3 separate regions of the Homo sapiens genome follow, and regions 1 and 2 are each linked to region 3. Evidence: chromatin contacts called from ENCODE Hi-C or POLR2A ChIA-PET data. All regions are on one chromosome and are shown on one strand. Each heading gives the region's core, a stretch centred on a gene start or an enhancer-like site at or near the end of the contact. The rest is flanking DNA. Distances are from core to core; before and after follow the strand shown. Region 1 holds the start of WDR91 (WD repeat domain 91). Region 2 holds the start of CNOT4 (CCR4-NOT transcription complex subunit 4). Region 3 holds the start of TMEM209 (transmembrane protein 209).

Region 1 (3,516 bases), core at 872-3,371, 5.0 Mb before region 3:
TCACTGTGCTAAGCGTTTTACATACACTGTCTTATTAAATCTTCATTACTACTGTGCAAGGTGGGTGTTATTGTCACCATTTTTTTTTTTTTGAGACGGAGTCTCGCTCTGTCGACCAGGCTGGAGTGAAGTGGCGCGATCTCGGCTCACTGCAAGCTCCGCCTCCCGGGCTTACGCCATTCTCCTGCCTCAGCCCCCCCGAGTAGCTGGGACTACAGGCGCCCGCCACCACGCCCGGCTAATTTTTTGTATTTTTAGTAGAGACGGGATTTCACCGTGTTAGCCAGGATGGTCTCGATCTCCTGACCTTGTGATCCGCCTGCCTCCGCCTCCCAAAGTGCTGGGATTACAGGCGTGAGCCACCGCGCCCGGCCTATTGTCACCATTCTGCAGAAGCAAGTCTCAAAGATATTGGCTATTTTCCTACTTACAAAAATACGTGCACCTTGTAAAAACTTCAACAATAAAAAGAAAGTAAAAAACAAGAAGTCCTTCATAGTCTCACCTCTCAGATAAAACCACTCCAATTGTCACTTGGTATCTGCAGGGGGTTGGTTTTAGGACCCTCCCTAGAAGACCAAAATCCATGGATGCCCTGATGTAAAAAGGCCTAGTATTTGCATCTAACCTATACACTTCCTCCTGTATACTTTAAATAATCTCTACATTGCTTATAATACTGAATACATTGTACATGTTATGTAAATTGTTGTTATGCTATATTTAATTTGTGTTTTTAAAAATTGTATTCTTTTTTAAACTGAGACGGTGTCCTGCTCTGTCACCCAGGCTGGAGTGCAGTGGTACAATCACAGCTCACTGCAGCCTCGACCTCCTGGGCTCAAGTGATCCTCCTGCCTCAGCCTCCCAAGTAGCTGGGACCACAGGCAGCACCACCACGCCCGGCTAATTTTTTTTTTTTTTTTTTTTTGAGACAGAGTTTCGCTCTTGTTGCCCAGGCTGGTATGCAATGGCGCGATTTCGGCTCACTGCAACCTCCACCTTCTGGGTTCAAGCGATTCTCCTGCTTCAGCCTCCCGAGTAGCTGGGATTACAGGCATGCGCCACAACGCCCGGCTAATCTTGTATTTTTAGTAGAGACGGGGTTTCTCCATGTTGGTCAGGCTGGTCTCAAACTCCCGACCTCAGGTGATCCGCCCACCTCGGCCTCCCAAAGTGCTGGGATTGCAGGCGTGAGCCACTGCGCTCCGCATTTTTTTTTTTTTTTTTTTTTTGTGGAGATGTGGTTTCGTCATGTTGTCCAGGCTGGTCTCCAACTCCTGGGGCCAAGAGATCCGCCTACCCTGGCCTCCCAAAATGTTAGGATTACAAGTGTGAGCCACTGCGCCCGGCTATTTTTTATTTTTAAAACTTTGGAAAAAATATTTTCAATCCTCGTTGGTTGAATCCGTGAATGCGGAACCCGAGGATGCAGAGACCCGACTGCATAGGAACTTGGTGTATAATCTTCCTGAATTTAAAAAATGTACACACATACATACCTAATTTTTTTTTCACAAGAAACCAGGACTATAGCGTACATACACTGCTATGAAATTTGCCTATCCTAGCAGTGCATCTTGGTTATCTTGCTGTGTAGCCAATTCGTCTTACTAATGAAAGCAGAGATTTGGGGGAGTTAGCGCTCTCTGAGGACACGCGTGTTGTGGCTTCACGCAGGTCACTCTGCTCTTAGGGCTCCAGCTTCCTCCGTGTAGGAGGAGGGCAGGGGACCGGGAGCTCTGCGATGTAACGCCAACCAACAGGGCGCCGCACCCCCTGCCCGCCTCGGGACTACCTGGGATGTTCTTAAGATCCAGTCTTGTTTGACGTGGGTGGCAGCCGCCACTTTCAGTAATTCAGACAAAGCCGCCGCCGGCGCCGCCAGGACCTCCCCTCGCCACTCCTCGGGAGGGGTAAGGGTGACTCGAGCGGCCAGGCGGGCTGGGGCTGGCTCAGGGGCGGGGCCTCGGGCGGGGAGCCGGCCGAGGGGCGGGGCCTCAGGCTGGTCGCCCAGTGCGTGCGGGCTGGTAGGCCTGTCGCGGCGTGACGTGCTCGGCGCCCGCGTCCGGCCCCGCCCCATTTCTCCCAGGCCCCGCCCCTCCGTCCCTCACCGCACCACCCCTAAAGACGCTAGCGCTGCGATGGCGGAGGCCGTGGAGCGCACTGACGAGCTGGTCCGGGAGTACCTGCTCTTCCGCGGGTTCACGCACACACTGCGGCAGCTGGACGCCGAGATCAAGGCGGACAAGGAGAAGGGGTTCCGGGTGAGAGGCCGGCGGGAGCGGCGCGGGCAGAGGCGGCCCGAGGGAGCCGGGGAGCGGGCTTCCCCCCAGCACTGCCTCCGGGGCGAGAGCGGCGCTGTCACTCGCGCCGGGGCGCCGGAGACCTCAGCGCGTCCGACCCCAGCTTGACGGATGAGGAACTGAGACCCTCAGACGGACAGGACCTGCCTGAAGCCGCCCCCCGAGTCAGGAGCATCGCCGAGGCTGGAGCCCCGATGCCCCGGCTCCTGGTCTAGGGTTCTGTCTCCACTCCAGCCTCCTTGGCCAGGATGGCGATGAGGTTTTAGGAGCCGAGGTTAGGTAGATGGTTGCGTTTTGGCAACAGATATTCGTGTTGGCTTCCAGTGGCAGTGGAAGCAAAGAAGTCTGCAGTCCAAAACGTTAGCTGCGTTCAAGTATCTGCGGTGTTTGTTTAAAATGGCCTCGTCAGGGACTCATCGGCAATTTTGCTTCTGCAGTTGTGGAAGACCTCATGGCACATTAGAGAAACCCAAACTTCCCCTGCTCTAAAATGATTTTCCATTGCGAGGTTCTTGGAATGTATATGTGTGTGATTTGTATGTTTGTGTGTACTGACTTCAATGAGAGGCAGTGAGCTAACAGCAAGAGCACTGGAGGGGAGTTAGGAGATCTGGTTTCCTGCCTGGCCAAAGTTAGTGGCTACTTAGTGGCAAAAGCAAATCATTTCACCCCTCTGGGCTTCAGTGGCCTGATCTATAAACTAGGGGCATTGGATTGGTATTGATATCCAAACCCTTTTCCAGATTCTGTACTCTGCTGTAATTGCTCCTCACAAGAAGGTGACTTCCTTGGCTGACACTCTGAGCAGCTACCACGGCTTCGTGGAACTTTGATGACTTGAAGGAGTCAGTCCATGCACCTCCTCATGATCCTTGGGATCTGGGAATTGTGGAGATTGTCTCATAGCTCTTCTTCACCCCACCCCCTTTTTTAAAAATGTGAGGTAACTGAAACTACAGTTAAGCAACACTGCCATTTTTTTTTCTTTTTTGACAGAAAGTCTCACTCTGTCGCTTAGGCTGGAGTGCAGTGGCACGATCTCAGCTCACTGCAACCTCTGCCTTCTGGGTTCAAGCGATTCTCCTGCCTCAGCCTCCCGAGTAGCTGGGATTACAGGCGCGTGCCACCACGTCCAGCTAATTTTTGTATTTTTAGTAGAGTCGGGGTTTCACCATGTTGGCAAGGCTGGTCTCGAACTCCTGACCTCAGG
Region 2 (3,481 bases), core at 142-2,641, 5.3 Mb before region 3:
TGGCACGTGCCTGTAATCCCAGCTACTCGGGAGGCTGAGGCAGGAGAATCACTTGAATCCGGCAGGCGGAGGTCGCAGTGAGCCGAGATCGCGCCACTGCACTCCAGCCTGGGTGACAGAGCTAGACTCCGTCTCAAAAAAAAAAAAAAAGAAAAAACAATGAATTGAGGGCTTATTATGAAATTAAGTTCGTAAATTTAAAACTGCAACCTCTTTCCCTACTCCCCTTCCCTGCTTTAAGTTTTTAAAATCGGTTATGACATACTATGCATTTTAATCACGTATTTTTAAAATAATGCCTCTTCTCTCCTCTTCCTCATCCCAACACATCACTAGAATAGGGACAGGGAATTTTTTCTATTTTGCTCACCATTGTATTCTCAATATATAGAAGAGTACCCGGCAGCTAGGAGGAGCTCATTGAGTATTTGCTGTATGAGTGGGTGAAGAATACATGCAATAAGCAAAAGTTACTGCTTCGAGCGCCACTTCCACCAGAGTTCTGGGATGCAAACGGGGCGACCAGTACATTGACTGACTTTTGTGACTGATGATTCCTCAGTGCTCGTAGGGATTGTGGCTGCATTTATTGTTCTTGGGGATGTGCCGATGTGTGTAGTTTGTAAACTTGCACACAGCTGTGCTGGCTGGACACCGAACTAACACTAATTTGCACCGAGGTCCGCAAATTCTCAAATTCACACCAACAGAAGCACGTTATTGTAAGTGCACGGGTGTTCCGTTCTCTTGGGTAATCTGCACAGAACAATTTAGTGTATGTCTTCACTGGTGATTTTACAGTGAAGAAGGGATCAAGGGTGGTGGCCCCAAATGCGCAAGGACAGGGAAATGAATTAAACAGGCGCCTGTTTCCTCCTTGTTCGCAAACAGACGCCAAGTCTGTATCAAATTCTCACCCTGGATCAAATCCCGCGCTCTTCGTACCCACAACCTGCCTCCACCTCCACCCCGCCCCCTTTAGATATCCCTGGTGGGCGGGGCAGAGAATAAACATTCCGGGCTCCCCGAAAAACTGTTTAGCCTCGCCCCAGTCTTGGGGTAGCACATTTCCGCAAACACCGAGGACACGGAATCACTAGTGAAAACCGCCGACCAAATGACATTGAAGCAGCACACGCGTGCAGAGAAGGAAGCAAAACACGAAGAAAGGCATCAGTCCAGCAGCCACGTGAGGTGGGCGATCCCCTCCGCCCTCTGAGAGAGGACTTCAACTCCCGGCGTGCCCCTGGGAGGTTACCCTCCGAGGACTTCAACTCCCAGGGTGCTGCGGGAGCGGCCACCGCAACCTCCCACTCAGCCGCCCGCCGCTCCTCCCGCCCCTCCCCCGCCCCTCCTGGCCGGATCAGCGTGCGCCTGCGCACGGGAGGCCGGAGGAGTCTTACCCTAATGTAAGATGGTGGCCCGTCTGGCTGTGGAACCCACCGAAAGCTGAGAGTCTCTCTCTCAGCCGTAAAGGTCGGACTCGCTGAAGCAATCAGGCCCGGTTCTGAAGAGTTTTTTCCCCGACGCTCGTTCGGTGGTTTCTTGTGAGGACGCGGCAGCCCGTGGAGTCGGCTGAGGGAAAAGCGAGGCAAGGCAGGCGGGTGAGTCTATGCGGGGCTGGGCTTAGGGGAAACCCGGGGCTGACCGGCTACGAGAGAGCGGAGGCTTCGCTGGGACTGTACAGGCCGCACCCCCCTTTCTCCCCACCCCCCGCCTCATCTTCACCCTCCTCCTCCTTGGTCTTCTTCCTCCTCCTCCTCTTCCTCCCTCTCCCCTTTACGCCACAGCAGTTACCATAAGGAAAAGGGAGCGGGTCAGAAGGCAGCGCGGCGGCAAGCAGCGACTCTCCTTCGAGAATTTCTTTAATTGGGGAGCCGAGGCGGCTTTTGGTCTCCAGCTTTTCCCCCTGCATTTTCACCGGGGCAGGATTCTTAGGTCTCAGCCCTCCTTGTTTCCCCAATCCCCTGTTCCCTGTCTGACGTCCTTTCCCTCTGGCCCCCGTCTCCCAAGACCAAAGCCATCACTTCCACTCTGATCCGTGTTGGCTGCTGCTGCTCATTAATCCCACTGCTCATTGCCCACTCGTCCTGCTGCTTGTTTTTTTGCTCCACTGCTACCACTCTGGAGTTAGCCTTTGCCCCCCTCTGGTGCTTGCAATCAGCCCACAGTGTATCTGCCACACTAGAGCTGCTTCCGATTTGCAGTCTTTCCTTCCACCACATCTGTCATCTTAAAGCTGCCCCTTAAGTATCTAGATTATGCTCCTCCTGCTAACCCACCTGTTTCTCAGCCTTCTTGAGAATTGTCCGTTCCTTCCCTCTTTCCTGTACAGATCCTTTCAATATACACTTCCAGAAAAAGGGAAGCCCCGTGGTGGCCCTTGAAAAGTAAAAGGAAGTTGGGAAGTGAATGAAGTGAGGTAGGATACTATTAAACGTTATGAGTGAAGATCTTTTATTCAGGCTACTCCGGAGAGGACCGTTTTCGTTTTGCTTTCTGTGATCTATTTGTCGCTTATTCGCTCTGTTGTGTTAGGACTTGGCTTTTTTTCTTTTTTTTCGTTTTGGACCGGTTTTATCATGCTACTAAGCGTTCTTTGGATTGCCTCTCCCCAGGACACTTAGTGTGGGCCCTGATTTATACCAATAAATATTAACCCCAGCATTACAAAATAAGATAAATCTGGCGCACATACAGAATTCATCTGTGAACTCCGCTAGCAAATATAAGTGATATTTTGATTACATGTGGGTTATGTGTGGGTTCTGTATTGAGGCTTGATTTTTGACTGAGTTTTATTGATGTTCAGCTTAATTGATGACATTTTATTTATGATTTGAGTGGAAATTTCCTCTCCAGTTAATATCAGATTTTCTTCTTATTTTTGGATTTGGGAAGTTCTCTTGACATTTCTAGGATGATAGTTATCAGAATAAATTGTCTTGTCTTGAAAATCCATTAGTTATGTATGCAAAAGAAAAATCGACATTTTTATATAAACCTAAGTTCCTCGTATTTTTCTCATAGAAAAGAAGGGGGCTGGGAAAAGAATGACAAAGCTGTGCACATACATGCATTTGGTGGAACTCACTGTCATTGTTATCTACAGTAAAAAGCAGAAAACTGGAAGCAAGAGGTGGCTTATGATGTCCATGTTTTGGTGAAAGCAAAATTAAGATGTACTGACTAATGGTAAAATGGGAAGAAGCAGCCCTGGCTATAATCAGACCACTGTGAGATAAAGAATTACCAGAAAAGCAACCAAGATTACATAGTTCAAATACATACATCCCAAGTTTAAACATGACTTACATGACATTGTATTCTTAAGATATATGTAAAAATGTTTAAAATCAGTGACAGTCTCATGTGGCAGTCCATTACTGGGTTATTGTAATTTTTACAAATTTTACCTGTAAAATTTGGAATCTTAACATTTGGCATTATGTTCACTTGATTGTGATAAATGGTCTGTTTT
Region 3 (3,617 bases), core at 403-2,902:
ATTTCTTCTTAGGAAAGAGTCACATATGGAGGGGGTGGGAAACCGGTATTCTAATTTTTTTTTTTTTTTTTTTTAGCAGGGTCTCACTCTGTCGCCCAGACTGGAATGCAGTGGCACCATCTTGGCTCACCGCAACCTCGGCTTCCCAGGCTCAAGTGATTCTCCTGCCTCAGCCTCCAGAGTAATTGGGATTACAGGCGCATGCCACCACGCCCTACTAATTTTTTGTCTTTTTAGTAGAGACAGGGTTTCAGCGTCTTGGCCAGGCTGGTCTCCATCTCCTGACCTCGTGATCCGCCCGCCTCGGCCTCCCAAAGTGTTGGGATTACAGGCGTGAGCCACCGCGCCCGGCCGGTATTCTAATTTTGATTGCACCTTGAGCCCTTTCACTTTGAACAATTTTCCAGTTAGTTCATCTCTAAATCTAAAACTAGAGCAAAACAACATTGCTGCTAAAGCAATCTAAAAATGATAAAACTTAACAGCTCTTCAAGAGCACAGCATACCTGCCGATTTTCATTAATATACAATACCACGTGGTATTAATCTTAGGATCATTTTAGGAAAAACTTTGGCCATTGGACATACATGATGTAATCCACTAGCTTACTGTGGCATGGCTTAATGTTTTTATTAGGAGGCACACTTCAGAACAAGTCCCCAGGCCCTGGGTTTCTGGCTGTGGACTCTAACGCGTCATCTCCTCCAGGAAGCTCGCGAGAGCTGGGGCTGGGCTGGATGCGCCTCCTTGGGGAGCACTGCATCCACCTCACCTGCCACCGAAATGCATCTGTGGGCCTCCGCTGGGGTTGAGCTCCTCTGGGTAATAACCAGGAAGGTCTTATTTTCTATATCCGTGCGCCTGGCTCAGCGGCACACTTGTAGGTATTTGTGCTAAATAAAACAAAGCTCAACCTTTTCCTCAGGATGAGCAGCTCTTCCAAAAAATACATACGAAAATGTGTTATTATTTTTAACCTCAAAACCACTAGCAACTTCAATAAAACAAATTTTGGGTGTGCTTGTTATTGCTGCACCCTATTAAACAGATTAAGAATTTAGGCCGGGCGCGGTGGGCCACGCCTGTAATCCCAAAAGGCGGTGGGAGGCCAGCAGGCGTTTGGGAGGCTGAGGCGGGCGGATCCCTTGAGGTTAGGAAATCGAGACCAGACTGGCCAACATGGCGAAACCCTGTCTCTACCAAAAAAAAAATTACATGGGGTCAGGACTCTTGACATAGATACTTTAACACAGGGGAAAGAAATGCTTTGTCACTGATGGTGTCTGGCCACTTTATCACGCCACTCTATCCTACGGTGAGCCGCCCTACTTAATCAGTTTACACATGTGAGTCCATAAATGCCCTAGGGAAGCTAAAATTATATTAATAGATACAAAATTCAGCTTGTTACAATTATTACTTTTTACTGCGGGTTCAGAGCCTGGTCTGAATTTTGCTGCTTAGCTTTCTCCCGCAGCTGAGTGGGAGCCGCAAAACCGAGACCTGTTTCCCTGGTAACGCTCCGAGCGCCTGGGCCTGCGACCCCTCCCTTTCTCGCGAGAAGAGACTACCTAGTTCTTCCGGTAACTTTAGAGCCGCTTGCCGGTGGCCTCCCGCTTGAGCTTGGCTTTGCGCATGCCCAGAGAGAGTGGCGCGAGCCTGCGTTTTCCGGCCAGAGGACATGGTGCGTTTTCGGGGTCGTGTTTGTGCTTCCTGTCTTGGAATCTACGCGGGTTGTGGGAGTTCCGCGCCTGCTGATCTGTCCTGGGTTCAGCCAAGGGGGATGTGGCTAGGCGTTCCGCCTCTCTAGGGGAAGGGAAGAAAGAAGCAATAGGGTTGCTGAAGTTCGTGCCCAGGAGCCGGGGAGGGAAGCTCTGGACTGGGAAATTGGGACGCGGGGGCTGAGTGGCGCGAAAGCTATTGCTCTGTCCTCTGTGGGATACGACTGCTTGTCGCTGGAACAAGTTTTGCACGGTCTGTAAGAGTTGAGCCTAGCTGAAGAAAGGAGGAATTATAAATCCCAAATGTGGACCAAAACAATGCACGTTTTCCCCTCTCTCCCTCTTACTCCGCTCACCACCCCATCATAAGTACGTGCCCTTCTAAAACTTGGATCCTTGTCCTTTATCCACACACAAAAGGGAGAGCCCTGGAGTACAGCTGTCCAAGTGCAGAGTTGTTGAGATAGTAATGGCGTCTGCATGAGGATGTACAACAGTCTTTATGACTTACAGCAGATATGGAATATAGTCTCCCAAAACTTGACATTTTGAGTTTCTGAAGTTAGCCTTTTGCCTAGTCCGTGTAACATACCCCAAAGACAAAATACAAAGTATTTCTAGACATAACCCTTAAATTACAAAATAAGACATTTTTATGTATTGGAAGTATTAAATTGTTCTTAAATAACCAGCCACGGCTGGGCGCGGTGGCTCACGCCTGTAATCCCAACACTTTGGGAGGCCGAGGCGGGTGGATCACAAGGTCAGGAGTTCGAGACCAGCCTGGCCAAAATGTTGAAATCCCGTCTCTACTAAAAATACAAAAATCAGTCGGACGCGGTGGCGGGCGTCTGTAATCCCAGCTACTCGGGAGTCTGAGGCAGGAGAATCGCTTGAACCCGGGAGGCGGAGGTTGCAGTGAGTCGAGATCGCGCCACTGCATTCTAGCCTGGGAGACAGCAAGACTCCGTCTCAAAACAAATAAATAGATAAATAACCAGCCACTTCTCTGTTGATTACACTGTGATGCCAATTAAGTTACATATAATTTTGGGTTCCCTTTTCATATACTGATATTAAAATGGAAGAAGTTTTGATAAAACATTTTAAAGATGAGAGAAGGTATATGCGGTTTCAGTTACCTTTATAAGGGATGCAAAATTTGGTTTTTAAATGGAGCAATAGTTTCTTCTGGTTAATTCCTGTGCTTTTTGTTTTTTCATAGATGCAGGGGGAGGCACACCCTAGTGCTTCCCTTATTGACAGAACCATCAAGATGAGAAAAGAAACAGAGGCTAGGAAAGTGGTCTTAGCCTGGGGACTCCTAAATGTATCTATGGCTGGAATGATATATACTGAAATGTAAGTGAATCAGTCCAAAAAAAGTGAAACTTTAAGAAGCCAGTGGCTGGTTCCACAGGTTTTTGTGTTTGTTTTTGATTTTTGGTGTTTTTAGGTTCACTGGAAAGCCTTTCTAATTTTTTTTCAGGACTGGAAAATTGATTAGTTCATACTACAATGTGACATACTGGCCCCTCTGGTATATTGGTAAGTAAGTAATTTTCACTGTAACTTACATTTACCAATAAAAAACTGCCTTCAGGTTTAATTCAGCTTAGTATACATTTCCTTATTCAACAAGTATTTGACTGCCTGCTGGGTTGTAAAAACTGGGAATACAGCAGAAAGGGAGCAAGGTAAATCCCTGCTATTATGAAAGGAACATTCTGTTAGACAATCAGATTAATAACACTTCAGGTAATTATGAGTTCTGTGAAGAAAAATAAGTTTAGAGGTTAGTGAGATTTGTTTTTATTACTCTCCTGAAATGCGCTTTCTGTGTCTCTACCTTTTTACTTTTCAAGACCAGCCCAGATTTCTGCTCCATTGATGCC

Evidence for each region. A loop is a pair of places that touch in the nucleus more often than their neighbours do. ChIA-PET counts read pairs that join two places held with the same protein, here RNA polymerase II (POLR2A). Pooled maps may share reads with other maps.
Region 1: a map of naive thymus-derived CD4-positive, alpha-beta T cell shows a loop between it and region 3 (12-fold over the local background). The contact joins the promoter of WDR91 here to the promoter of TMEM209 in region 3. A Hi-C loop is called at or near these places in 1 of 168 maps with a recorded cell type or tissue (naive thymus-derived CD4-positive, alpha-beta T cell) and 6 of 50 pooled maps. POLR2A ChIA-PET finds 5 or more read pairs at or near these places in 1 of 52 experiments (activated CD4-positive, alpha-beta T cell).
Region 2: a pooled map shows a loop between it and region 3 (6-fold over the local background). The contact joins the promoter of CNOT4 here to the promoter of TMEM209 in region 3. A Hi-C loop is called at or near these places in 3 of 50 pooled maps. POLR2A ChIA-PET finds 5 or more read pairs at or near these places in 2 of 52 experiments (B cell and HepG2).

Annotation. Positions count from the first base shown.
Region 1 is chr7:135,210,131-135,213,646 of GRCh38, reverse strand. It overlaps WDR91 (WD repeat domain 91), which reads left to right and starts at 2,121. Exons shown (of 15, transcript NM_014149.4): 1 at 2,121-2,267. The coding sequence starts at 2,145. RefSeq lists a silencer at 1,879-2,418.
Region 2 is chr7:135,508,012-135,511,492 of GRCh38, reverse strand. It overlaps CNOT4 (CCR4-NOT transcription complex subunit 4), which reads left to right and starts at 1,391. Exons shown (of 12, transcript NM_001190850.2): 1 at 1,391-1,604. RefSeq lists enhancers at 696-865, 1,016-1,135, 511-1,415, 1,446-1,645, 1,416-2,321 and a silencer at 1,206-1,445.
Region 3 is chr7:130,203,441-130,207,057 of GRCh38, reverse strand. TMEM209 (transmembrane protein 209) reads left to right here and starts at 1,652. Exons shown (of 15, transcript NM_032842.4): 1 at 1,652-1,685; 2 at 2,948-3,084; 3 at 3,212-3,270. The coding sequence starts at 1,683. It also overlaps a transcript of SSMEM1 not described here. RefSeq lists enhancers at 1,388-1,497, 1,558-1,737, 1,414-2,213 and a silencer at 2,875-3,169.